Regions from separate parts of the Homo sapiens genome. Here region 1 is linked to region 2. A link is a loop called in an ENCODE intact Hi-C map of the cell type or tissue named here. Cell type or tissue: K562. All regions are shown on one strand. Links, peaks and the distances in the headings refer to the core of each region. The heading gives the core; the rest is flanking DNA.

Evidence for each region. Peaks named below come from ENCODE experiments on the same cell type or tissue, not always from the same donor. Only the 100,000 strongest peaks of a DNase experiment are listed, where the experiment ranks them.
Region 1: it touches region 2 in a loop (2.7-fold over the local background); 3 of 110 quality-filtered maps call a loop at or near these places.

Annotation. Positions count from the first base shown.
Region 1 is chr20:48,985,648-48,990,823 of GRCh38, reverse strand. ARFGEF2 (ARF guanine nucleotide exchange factor 2) reads right to left here. Exons shown (of 39, transcript NM_006420.3): 17 at 2,436-2,520; 18 at 2,162-2,333; 19 at 1,388-1,539; 20 at 1,140-1,268. Among named protein-coding and RNA genes, the nearest start is that of CSE1L-DT, 58 kb to the left of the region's middle. In K562, for the core only: a CTCF peak has its summit at 3,724 (motif pointing left); no DNase peak of the experiment used is centred there.
Region 2 is chr20:49,091,881-49,098,491 of GRCh38, reverse strand. CSE1L (chromosome segregation 1 like) reads right to left here. Exons shown (of 25, transcript NM_001316.4): 22 at 6,365-6,446; 23 at 4,206-4,352; 24 at 3,529-3,760; 25 at 1,543-2,143. The coding sequence ends at 2,054. Among named protein-coding and RNA genes, the nearest start is that of CSE1L, 49 kb to the right of the region's middle. In K562, for the core only: no CTCF peak of the experiment used is centred there; no DNase peak of the experiment used is centred there.

The DNA.
Region 1 (5,176 bases), core at 2,507-5,006, 110 kb after region 2:
GCTCTCTCCTTTCTAATTGACTTCAGTCAAACTCACCTGTCCCATGTTCCACTATGTCTGTTGAATACTAAGACTGTCACACAAATTGACATCTGCAACAATTCTGCCAGGCAGGTCTGTTTTCTCAAGTTTACAAATGAGGAAATGAATTGGTGTCTCAGAGAGACTTTAGCTGAGCCAATGTCACATGGTTGGAGAGGTGGCAGAGTGGGGTCTTGAAACCTAGATGGTCTAACGTCAAAGCTTGTGGTCTTGGTATAAAAGAAAATGTCTAACTGTAAAATGAATAGGAACAGAAGATTGAGTTTTTAAAAATAAATGGGGTGCAACTTCTGACTTACAAAGTGATGCATGGGATTGTCAACCTCCTAATTTCGTAACAGTTTCAGAATTACATTTCATTTATTTGCTTGAACTTTTCAAGTTTCAAAGGTTTACAGACATATTCATATTGCATTGAACTACTTGTTTCTCCAGGGAAGAGTTGGAAATATGCGAAATTATAATAAAAACTGATGTTAAAAAGGAAATAGTATTTTTAAGCACCAAAGCAGGCAAGTTAGGCAGATGAACACGAAGTCTGCTTTGTCAAATCCAGTCAAGAAGCTTGGACCCTACCTATTATTATTATTATTATTTTCTTTGAGATGGAGTTTCGTTCTTGTCACCCAGGCTGGAGTAAAATGGCGCGATCTCGGCTCACCGCAACCTCCACCTCCTGGGTTCAAGCCGGTCTCCTGCCTCAGCCTCCCGAGTAGCTGGGATTATAGGCATGTACCACCACACCCGGCTAATTTTATATTTTTAGTAGAGATGGGGTTTCTCCATGTTGGTTAGGCTGGTCTCGAACTCCCAACTTCAGGTGATCTGCCTGCCTTGGCCTCCCAAAGTGCTGGGATTACAGGCGTGAGCCACTGTGCCCAGCCTACCCATTCTTAAAGACAGTTTTAATCCGTATCTCCATTTTTGCCCCTAACGAGCTGTCATCACAAAGCTACGGATTTCTTGTCAGTAGGCATAAGTAAGTAGCTTGCTAAGAGTCTTGATTAACTGAAAATTTCTGATAATTTCTAAGTTTTGCCAAATCTAAAAGAGCACAACCCACCAGTATCTCTGGAGTGTTGCTGACTTACACCTACCTGCATTCCAAAGATGCAGGCGATTCGGATTGCACATCGGATGCCTTCCAAACACAAGGAGGCCACTTCAGTGTCATCACAGTTCTGGAGTCCGATGCTGTAGGCTGCCAATAGTGGCGTCCACACCAGCTATCATGGAAGGAAGATTTCAATAACATCCAGAGTTTTAGCGTGGAAAGAGTACTTCTCGCTGGCCAGCTTCAGAATCAGGCTTAGCCACATGCTTGCTAAGTTCTCAGGATACTCACTTTGAACATTGGCCGGACATGGTCCAGGTGAGTGGCACTGGTAAACGGGGCTTTGGCATGGCTCACAGCCTCCATCAGAGCTTTGGCTGTTTTAGCCATTTGCTCCATCTCTAAGTTGTACAGCAGCCGCCGCTGCTTTTCACTAGCTACATCTGTAAAGTAAGAGCATGATAGGTGTGGCTAGCAGTCACTGAGGGCTGGCTACATGCCATACACTGTTTCAAAAGATGCACAATGATTAACTCCTAAATCCTCCCAACCATCTCGTGAGTCCATTACAAATATTATTATTACCATTTTACAGATGGGAAAAATGAGGCAGAGGGGGTAAGTCACTTGCCCAGGGTCATACAATTACTAAGTAGAGGAGCTGGGACTTGATCTAAGGCAGTGTGGCTCTAGAGCCACACTCTAAACCACTACCCTTTGCTGCTTCTCAAACAGTGAAACTGACAGCTCCCCAGGGGCCATAACTAATAGAATTCTAATCAAGGCGGACACAATCTGAATTAAAGAAAAGTTTTAAAGAACACTTTTTGGGAGTAATTTAGTTCTCAGATTACTAATTTTAAATTCCTTCTTGCTCCTCATCAGAAATCTAGCAAGACAGTGACATTATAAAAGTCCCAACATAATCACAATAATTAATTCAATCACATTTCCTATTCAGATATCCAGCTATGCACATTAAATTTATCACCAGAGTATTTAATCATGCATTCTGATACACTAAAAAATTAGAACTAAAAGAAATAATTTGCCATTAGACCTTACTCTGCTTAGTAGATTTGGTTGCAATCGTTAGCTCTTTTGTTTCTTTCATTGCAATTTTCTTGCCTTCTATCTCTTCATAGATGCTTGAGAGATACTCTTCTGGCAGATCTTTACTATCATTGATACCCCGATTCATTTTAATATACTGCTCTTTCGTCATTTTATTTTTTACCTGTAATTAAAAAAAATTAAAAACCATTTAAAAAACATCCAATTGCCCAAGTAAAGCCACTTATTTAGCTAATACAACATGTAAATCATTAAAGTGCTTTACCTGAGGACTGTGCAAGTCTGTAGTCAGCATAATAATTGAATACGCTAGGACATAAGCAGTGTCAGCACTAGCAAACAGAGTTTGCCTGGAGAAAAAAATTCGAGACATCAATATTCATGGTGATGCGGTTTGGAAGGTACAATGCTAACAGAGACACACTTCACGAGAAAAGCAGCCGACTACTCCCCTTGATTCCAAATGAGGCAAGAGTTTTTACGCTTTCATCATCACTGAACAAGACTTAGCAACCCAGAGTGTAGAAAAAGCTCATTAACAATCTGTATCAAATTTTAGCTTCTTTGGCAGGGCGTGGTGGCTCAGGCCTGTAATCCCAGCACTTTGGGAGGCCGAGATGGGTGGATCACCTGAGGTCAGGAGTTCGAGACCAGCCTGGCCAACATGGTGAAACCCAATCTCTACTAAAAATACAAAAATTAGCTGGGCGTGGCAGCGGGTGCCCATAATCCCAGCTATTCGGGAGACTGAGGCAGGAGAATTGCCTGAACCCGGGAGGTGGAGGTTGCAGTGAGCTGAGATTGTGACACTGCACTCCAGCCTGGGTGACAGAGCGAGACTGTCTCAAAAATAAATAAATAAATAATAAAAATTGAGGCTTCTTTGAATAAAGCAATTTCAAATAATTTTTTTTAAAAAGACTCTAAGAAGCATCTGGGGCCAAGACTAGGGTGAAGCAAGTGAGCACATCAGGAGACCTTACACTTGGTGCTGACCCTGAGAGAGGGCATCTCACTATATTTCACACACTAAGCGCTTGAGTGCCTCCCCCACCTTGTCCTGTTCCTGAGAACATCTATTTTGTGCCATGTACTGTGCTAGACATGAGATATAAAGATGACTAAAACTGCTGTTTAGCTGTTATTTATAGTCTATATTACCCATTATAACATTTAATAGTAGAAATACCATGGAAAATATTTATGTTGTTCTAAACAATATGTTGGTGAAGTCTGACTTTTTTGCCTTAGGCAAGAAGAGAAGGACAACATGTGGATGTACAGCTTCATACGATATGAGGCTGAAGCTAGAAACTGTTCTGTCCAAACTGTCCATAACAGGAACAGTAGAAATTTTGAAGAACACAACAAAGGTCTTTTAATATGAGATGAAACTGGGTCACATATTTACTGACTGAGCAAAACAGACCAAGGCTCCCAGGTCCACATAGGAGATACGTTTAAAGTAAACAGCATCTAATTATGCCTTCATAGAGAGTTCTAATGTCCATTTGGTTAAAATGATGATATGCTGCCTTTGCCAATCCTGCCACCTCCTGGGGACAGCCTGCCATACACTTGGAAGACTGGGAGCAATTAATATGAAAACAAAGTTGACCTGAGAGGCAAAACAGTTATTAAAATGTTTCAATCAGGTGTGGTAGCTCACATTTGTAAATCCCCCACTTTGGGAGGCTGAGGCAGGAGGATCCCTTGAGGCTAGGAGTTCAAGACCAGACTGGGCAACACGGTGAAACTCTATCTCTGCAGAAATATTATACAAAAAATTAGCCAGGCACAGTGGCATGCACCTGTAGTCCCAGCAGTTCAGGAGGCTGAGGTGGGAGGACTGATTGAGCCCAGGAGATCCAGGCTGCAGTGATCTGTGATCACCCCACTGTACTTCAACCTGGGCAAGAGAGCAAGACCCTGTCTCAAAAAAAATAGTTTCCACTGAACAATTTCCACATCATGGTCACAGCATATTCAGACATATTTCTAATTTAATGTTCAGTGGAGAGAACATGAGTTTTTTTTTTTGAGACAGAGTCTGCCTCTGTCATCCAGGCTGGTGTGCAGTGGTGTGGTCTCGGCTCACTGTAGCCTCTGCCTCCCAGGTTGAAGCAATTCTCCTGCCTCAGCCTCTGAGCAGCTGGGATTACCCAGCTAATTTTTTTTTGTATTTTTGGAAGAGACGGGATTTCACCATATTGGCCAGGCTGGTCTCGAACTCCTGACCCCAAGTGATCTGCCCGTCCCGGCCTCCCAAAGTGCTGGGATTACAGGCAAGAGCTACTGCATCCAGCCCGAACATGAGCTTCTGAGTTAGAGAAATCCATATTCAACCCTGGCTCTGCTCCTTACTAGCTGATTAATTTTGGACAGGTTGCTCAATCTCTCAGATTCTCAATTTCCTCATCTGTAAAACAGGGATACTATTCCTGGGCTTGCCATTAATTAAATTAAATGCATGTAAAACCCATGGCATGGCCCACACACAGGAGGTATTTAATAATGGTTTGTTCCCCTTCCTATTTCCACTTCTTACAAAATCACGAACCGCCCATCAAAAAAGGTCCCCAGATAAAATCATGTACTTTGGTGGTTTTTATTAGTTATGTAGCTATTTCTGTAACCTGCTCATCAGTATGCAATTAAAGAAAAACCAAAATCCTTGAGATCTACCCCATATATTAAATCAGGGGAACTGTTTTTGATTAGGGAAGAGGTGCCCAATTGTCTCCTCTCAACTTATGAAACTACTCTTTTATAGTTGCTAACAGCATGGGCTTTAGCTGTGTGATCTTGGGCAAGTTAACCTCTCTGGTCCTCAATCTTTTTGTCTGTAGAATAGGGACATAAACAGGTTGCTGTGAGGTCTTATGTGAAATAATCCCTTAGCACAGTGCCTGGCACACGGTAAACAAAAGCTTCAGTTGCTTGGCACAGATATACAAAGATTAAACCCCAACCAAATTAGAATTAGCGTTCTGAGGCAGGCAAACA
Region 2 (6,611 bases), core at 2,409-4,908:
TCCCAGACTTTCCAAATAAATTGTGGCTTAAAAATGGCTTCAGTAATATTTCAGTATCTTTCTACCAACGACCACTTAAGCCAAAGTAATAACGTAAAATGTAGTATTCCCATTACTGTGTCAAAACCAACAACAACAACAACAACAACAACAACAACAACAACAACAAAAAGCCCTTAAATGACTAGATGGTACAAATAGACTTAAGAGAACTTGAAATTTCTCATGCAACATTACAGAAACAAGTGGCTGGGCACAGTGGCTCAAGCCTCTAATCCCAGCACTTTGGTAAGCCGAGGCAGGCGGATCACAAGGTCAGGAGTTTGAAACCAGCCTGGCCAACATGGTGAAACCCTGTCTCTACTAAAAATACAAAAAATAGCCAGGCATGGTGATGCATGCCTGTATCCCAGCTACTCAGGAGGCTGAGGCAGGAGAATCGCTTGAACCTGGGAGGCGGAGGTTGCAGTCAGCTGAGATTGTGCCACTGCACTCCAGCCTGGGCAAGAGTGAGACTCCGTCTCAAAAAAAAAAAAAAAAAAAAAAAAAAAAATTCAAAATAAGAAAAACCATTCGAGTCAAGTGCCTAAGATTAAAAAAGTTATCACCAGGCACAGTGGCTCACGCGTGTAATCCCAGCACTTTGGGAGGCCGAGGCAGGCAGATCATGAGGTCAGGAGTTCGAGACCAGCCTGACAAATATGGTGAAACCCCATCTCTAATAAAAATACAAAAATTAGCTGGGCGTGGTGGCGGACGCCTGTAATCCCAGCTACTCGAGAGGCTGAGGCAGGAGAATTGCTCAAACCCAGGAAGTGGAGGTTGCAGTGAACTGAGATTGTGCCACTGCACTCCAGCCTGGTCAACAGAACAAGACTCTTATCTTGGGGGTAAAAAAGAAAAAAAAAAGGGATATCGATAACTCCTGTGACAAATCACTTGAGCTGGGAAGACAAAAGTTCCAGTTTAACTACACTGAATGGACAATGAACAATTCCAGCATAAACTGTGCCTCACAAAATTTAGATATTCTGATTCTTCATTCCTCAGAAACGAATGCTGTACAATTCCATGGGCCAGGCCAAGGGAGGGAGCCAGTGCAACCAAGCTCACCAGGCATCCGGCCGGATCCACCACTGGACTGGACTTCACGGTTCTAAGGTGTCAGGGTTTGAAAAGTTCCAAGTAACCTCCACTCTCCAGGGAACAGCAGAGATGAAAGAGATCAAAACATCCACAGTCTCAAGTACTCTCGACCGCCATCCCATTAAGCGAGGCAGAGCATTTCTCCCAGAGGAGCCACCTACCCAAAACTCACACTGCCACCTAGGAACTGCTACAGAAAATTCTAGTAAATAAGCCCCAAATCTATATTAATGTCCCCTTCCCCCATATAAAAAAAAAGACTAAATAATCTGAGTTTACATGATTTAGAAATTAGGATTTTACAGAGTCCAGGAAAGGAAAAGGAAGAAATTTAAAGAAATTCTTCATTTTTATAAAAGCATGAGAGAGCACTGAAAACCTGCCCTTAAGATGTTCTTAGGTACATATTTTAGGATTTTTATTGCTGATTACAGATTTGAAACTATGAAATGTGCACTGCTTGGCAAGTAACACAAGTAATTCTTTACTTATTCACATTTCCAATAAAAGCGTAAATAAACAGACAAAAAATATAAAGGACAAGAGAAATACAAATAGCAACAGCTTCAAAACAAAAGGATTTAGTAACAGAAAGTCTCCACAGTGTCCGTCAAAATTTAAGATTATCCAAACCGTGCAAACGCTCAACACAAACCAACGCCATACACTGAACTATTAATACTTGTCCCTTGAAGTTGCAAACTAGAAGCCACCCACATAACTGTATGATCACACAAACCAACTAATTTGCTCAAGGTTCAGGTTAAAGCAACATTTAATATCCTTTACAAGATGGAATTCGTGACAAGTTCAAAAGGAGAACTTCCTTTGTTTTAATGCAGCTGTGCTCAGAAGCCTGTGATTTCCTAGGAAACCATCTGGGTTTAGCCCATTAGAAAAATGCAGTTTAAAGCAGTGTCACACTGGCTGCCTGAAGGTACCCTTGGAGATACTGGAGCGCTTCTGCATTCAGGCTGGTGCTCACCATTGATGGAACCTACAAGAGATGGGAAACACACACTGGCTGTTGGAGATCTTGGTGCGCCAATACAAACCCCATCTTCTACGGGAGAGCTGCCACAGCTCTGGGAAGAGCAGCCAGTCAAGTCATTAATCACCATCCAAAAATTCTCCAGAAACTCAACTGCTTTTATGCCTTCAAAAATAGGTCTAAAGAAAAGATCCATAAGGAATTACTATTATTAGGTGTGATAGTGGTATTGTGGTTAATTAAAAAGTCCTTACTGGTTAATGATGTAGAATAAGGTACTTACGCGTGAAACGTATGATGTCTAAGACTTGCTCAATACAGAGAATAAAAGGAGAAACGAAACAAAACTGGCAAGATATTGGTAATTATTGAAGCTGGGCACATGCAGGCTTCATTATGCTCTTTCTATATATGTTTGAAAGTCTCCGTAATAATACAATGAAAAAATATATATACATATATATACACACGCCACACACATATATGTTTTTTAAGAAACGGGACCTCGCTCTGTTGCCCAGGCTGGATTGCAGTGGCACTGTAATAGCTCACTGCAGCCCTGGCCTCCCAAAGCACTAGAACTACAGGCATAAACCACTGTGTCTGGCTTGAAAAATATATATTTTATCAGGTAACATGTAAGAACTCTATAATAAGTGCTGACAAAATGCAACTATACAGTCATTATTAGGTTTATGCCATGATCTATTAATTTCTGAGTATGCTGCAATTAAAAAAAAATAACTGTGTCCAGGCTCACACTTGTAATCCCAGCACTTTGGGAGGCTGAGGGAGGAGGATGGCTTGAGCCCAGGAGGTTGAGACCAACCTGAACAACATAGGGAGACCCTGTCTCCACAAAAAAATAAAAAATTAGCTGGGCATAGTGGGTCCTAGCTACTTGGAAGGCTGACAGGCAGTAGGATCACTTGAACCTGGGAGGTTGAGGCTGCAGTGAGCCATAATCGTACTACTGCATTCCAGCCTGGATAAGAGTGAGACCCTGTCTAAAAAAATAAATAAATAAAAATAAAAATAAAAAAATGCTACCACATTTTAATAATAGATGGATTACTTCGATCTGGGAAATAAACTCTTATTATAAAGTGCTGACAAAATGCAACTATACAGCCTTATTACATTTCTATTGAAGGGATTTTTCCTCCTTTGTTCTCACTCCTAAATCCATTCACTTAAAATATATTTGTAGTACATAATACAAGAAAAAAAGGGCTCAGTGTTTTTAATTAAAGAAAATAAGCTTGCTGTAACTCAATGAGATTTAGTTTTATTACGCCCACCAATGAAAACAGACACCAGAACTACTACTATCCTTTTGCCCTCCCATTAAAGTCTCCATTTATCACAGAGTTCTTTGACAACACACTTACCCTTCCTGGACAGGCGGTAGACAACTTGTGAAGTGACTGTGCCAGGTGAATTTTGGGGTTATTCACCATTTGACCTACAGGATCATGCTCTTTTTTCCCAGCAAATGCCAACTGTGAGAAGGCAGTCTGATATCCTGGTGTATCTTCTATGTCAATAAAATGTTCCTCATCAGGAATGGTATCATCTTCGGGTAACTCAAAAAGACCAATCAAAGACTGTAATAATGGAGTCCTGGATTGGAAGAAAGCAAGAGATAAAAAGGTCAAGAAAATACTCGGAAGACTTAAAACCAGCAATTGCTCAGAGACACAAAATTACAGACTCATAGTCTCAAGAATAAAAGGGGACCTTTGAAATTAAGATGGTTCTTTTCTTGGCTTATTCAGTTCTTCCCCTTAAAGATAAGTCAGTTTAGTTGGGCTTCTGTCATAAAATTGTCTTAGAGATCACCTAGATCAGACTCTTAAAGGGGTCCATGAATCCCCCTGAAAAAGAAGCAGGAAACAAGATCATTCTAAGCCCAGAAGGATCCAGAAATCATGTCTTGGATCTGATTGTGGAGAAGCTGAGATCAGACCAAGATTCTCTTGGCCCCCAAGAGAATAAGCTTTGTTAATTTTGCAGTCATATGGGAAGGAAGCTGTAACTTACAAAAATATTAAAATGAAGTACTTACCACAGTTTGGTATACTCAGTGTCCATCATTGGGGGACATTCTGTTAGTAATTTGGTTATGCCAACCGCACAGATCTTTTTCTCTACATTTCCAGATACCTTCTGAATTTCAGGAATAATAATTTTTTCCAAAACCATTCCAAACATTCTATTAAAGCAAAATAAATCAACTTAATATTAGATTATCACTATAATGAAATAGTAAAATGCTTAGATGTTAGTTACTTCTTATGAATATGATAAATTACTAAATAACAAGACTGCTGTTTTTGATCATCTGAAGAGACTGAAAGTCAAAACATAAAAAAACCCCATCACACCTCTACCCTGTAGCCAAATGCCATAATCTTTTTCTTTTCTTTTTTTTTTTGAGACGGAGTTTCGCTCTTGTTGCCCAGGCTGGAGTGGAACGGTGTGATCTCAGCTCACTACAACCTCCACCTCCTGGGTTCAAGCAATTTGCCTGCCTCAGCCCCCTGAGTAGGTGGGATTACAGGTGCCCACCACCACGCCCGGCAAATTTTTGTATTTTTAGTAGAGATGGGGTTTCATTGTGTTGGCCAGGCTGATCTCGAACTCCTGACCTCAGGTGATCCACCTGCCTCAGCCTCCCAAAGTGCTAGGATTACAGGCGTGAGCCACCATTCCTGGCCCTCTCTGCTTTTTTCTTTAAAAATTACACCTGGCCAGTCTCAAAAAAAAAAAAGAAAAAAAAAAAAAAAAGAGAGAGGAGCAAGGAGGGAAAAAAGGAATCATCCCACCACCCAGAAACAACTAGTTTTAACATTTTTGGGTTATAAGCTTCCCAACTGTCTTTGCTTACATACCTGCAGGTACATAAATGCTAATGGCTATTTAAAATAATTCGGCCAATCATTCTATGTTGTTGCAAACATGCTAGAAGTGAAGTTTTCCGTAATTCTAAATGATGCAAAATCCTCAGTTTATGCGTTAATAGAACCAATTCTTTGAAGTGGAAATATGGCTCAAAGGGTATGGCAATTCTAATGCTCTGGATAAAAAGTGCATACATTTTGCTCTCTAGAAAGATCAGGCTAATTCAGGCTCCCACTAGCAGTGCATGAGATTTCCTCAAAATCCCCTACTGCCGGAAGCCATGTTTTCTGGTCTCCTTTCCAGAGTAATTCATTTTTTAGTCAATGTAGAATTTTTGAGACATAACTGAGGTACAGGGATCTAACTGTCCCCGAAGAAATTTTCCCTAAGAGTTGTTCTTTATCTTATCGTTATAATTGTTTTATTCCCTACTAATGGGAAATGCCACCTAAATACATTCTTTGCATATATACCAGATAAGTCAAAAACAAAGTTAATTTATTGGTCCTAAGTATTTCTCATTTGAAAAATTCTGCTGTGTTTGCATTAGCAGCACATATACTAAAATTGGAACGATATGGATTAGCACGATTTTTTAAAAAAGGGGGAAGGAAAATTCTGGTTTTTTTTTTTAATTATACTTTAAGTTCTAGGGTACATGTGCACAACGTGCAGGTTTGTTACATATGTATACATGTGCCAAGTTGGTTTACTGCACCCATTAACTCGTCATTTACATTAGGTATTTCTGCTAATGCTATCCCTCCCTCTGCCCTCCCTTCCCCTGCCCCCCATCCCACGACAGGCCCCAGAGTGTGATGTTCCCCGCCCTGTGTCCAAGTGTTCTCATTGTTCAATTCCCACCTATGAGTGAGAACATGTGGTGTTTTCTGCTGTTAGTTTTAATAAGGCAGGCTCCTGGAGACAACACTGACCATTTAACATAATATAGAACACTGGCTGTGGAGAATGCCAGTGTGTAGAGTAGATGGTCCTCTAATCTAGAGGATTAGAACAATGATTCCAGGGTGTTTTTTCTTTTTTTGAGATGGAGTCTCACTATATTGCCCAGGCTGGTCTCAAACTCCTGAGCTAAATCCGCCCTCCTCAGCCTCTCAGAGTGTGGGATTACGGGCGTGAGCCACCATGCTGGGCCAGGATTACTTTTTCTTTACTCCCAATACCTAAGAATATTTTGAAAACCATAGACACTATCTCCATACCAAGAACCACATCATCATCTATAAGACAGAGATACTGATTTGTACTAAAAAAAAAGTCAAAACATTTTCTTCCTTTAAAAAATAATAAAAACAAACTTACTTTGGTTGTATACCATCAAATATTTCTTGTAGTGCTAGTGCCCCATATTTTATGCAATACAAATTAATAAAGACTAAAAAACCTGTTGAAAGAAGATGCAGAATATCAGCATAGAGAACTCACGCACTAAACTGGTAACTGATAAGTCTGCAAAATAAACCTATGCTTAATCATTAACATCCAAAGGCTGTGGCATCAATACCTGCCTTCTAGTAAATAGAAAACTTGTCTTTCTGTCATAGACCTT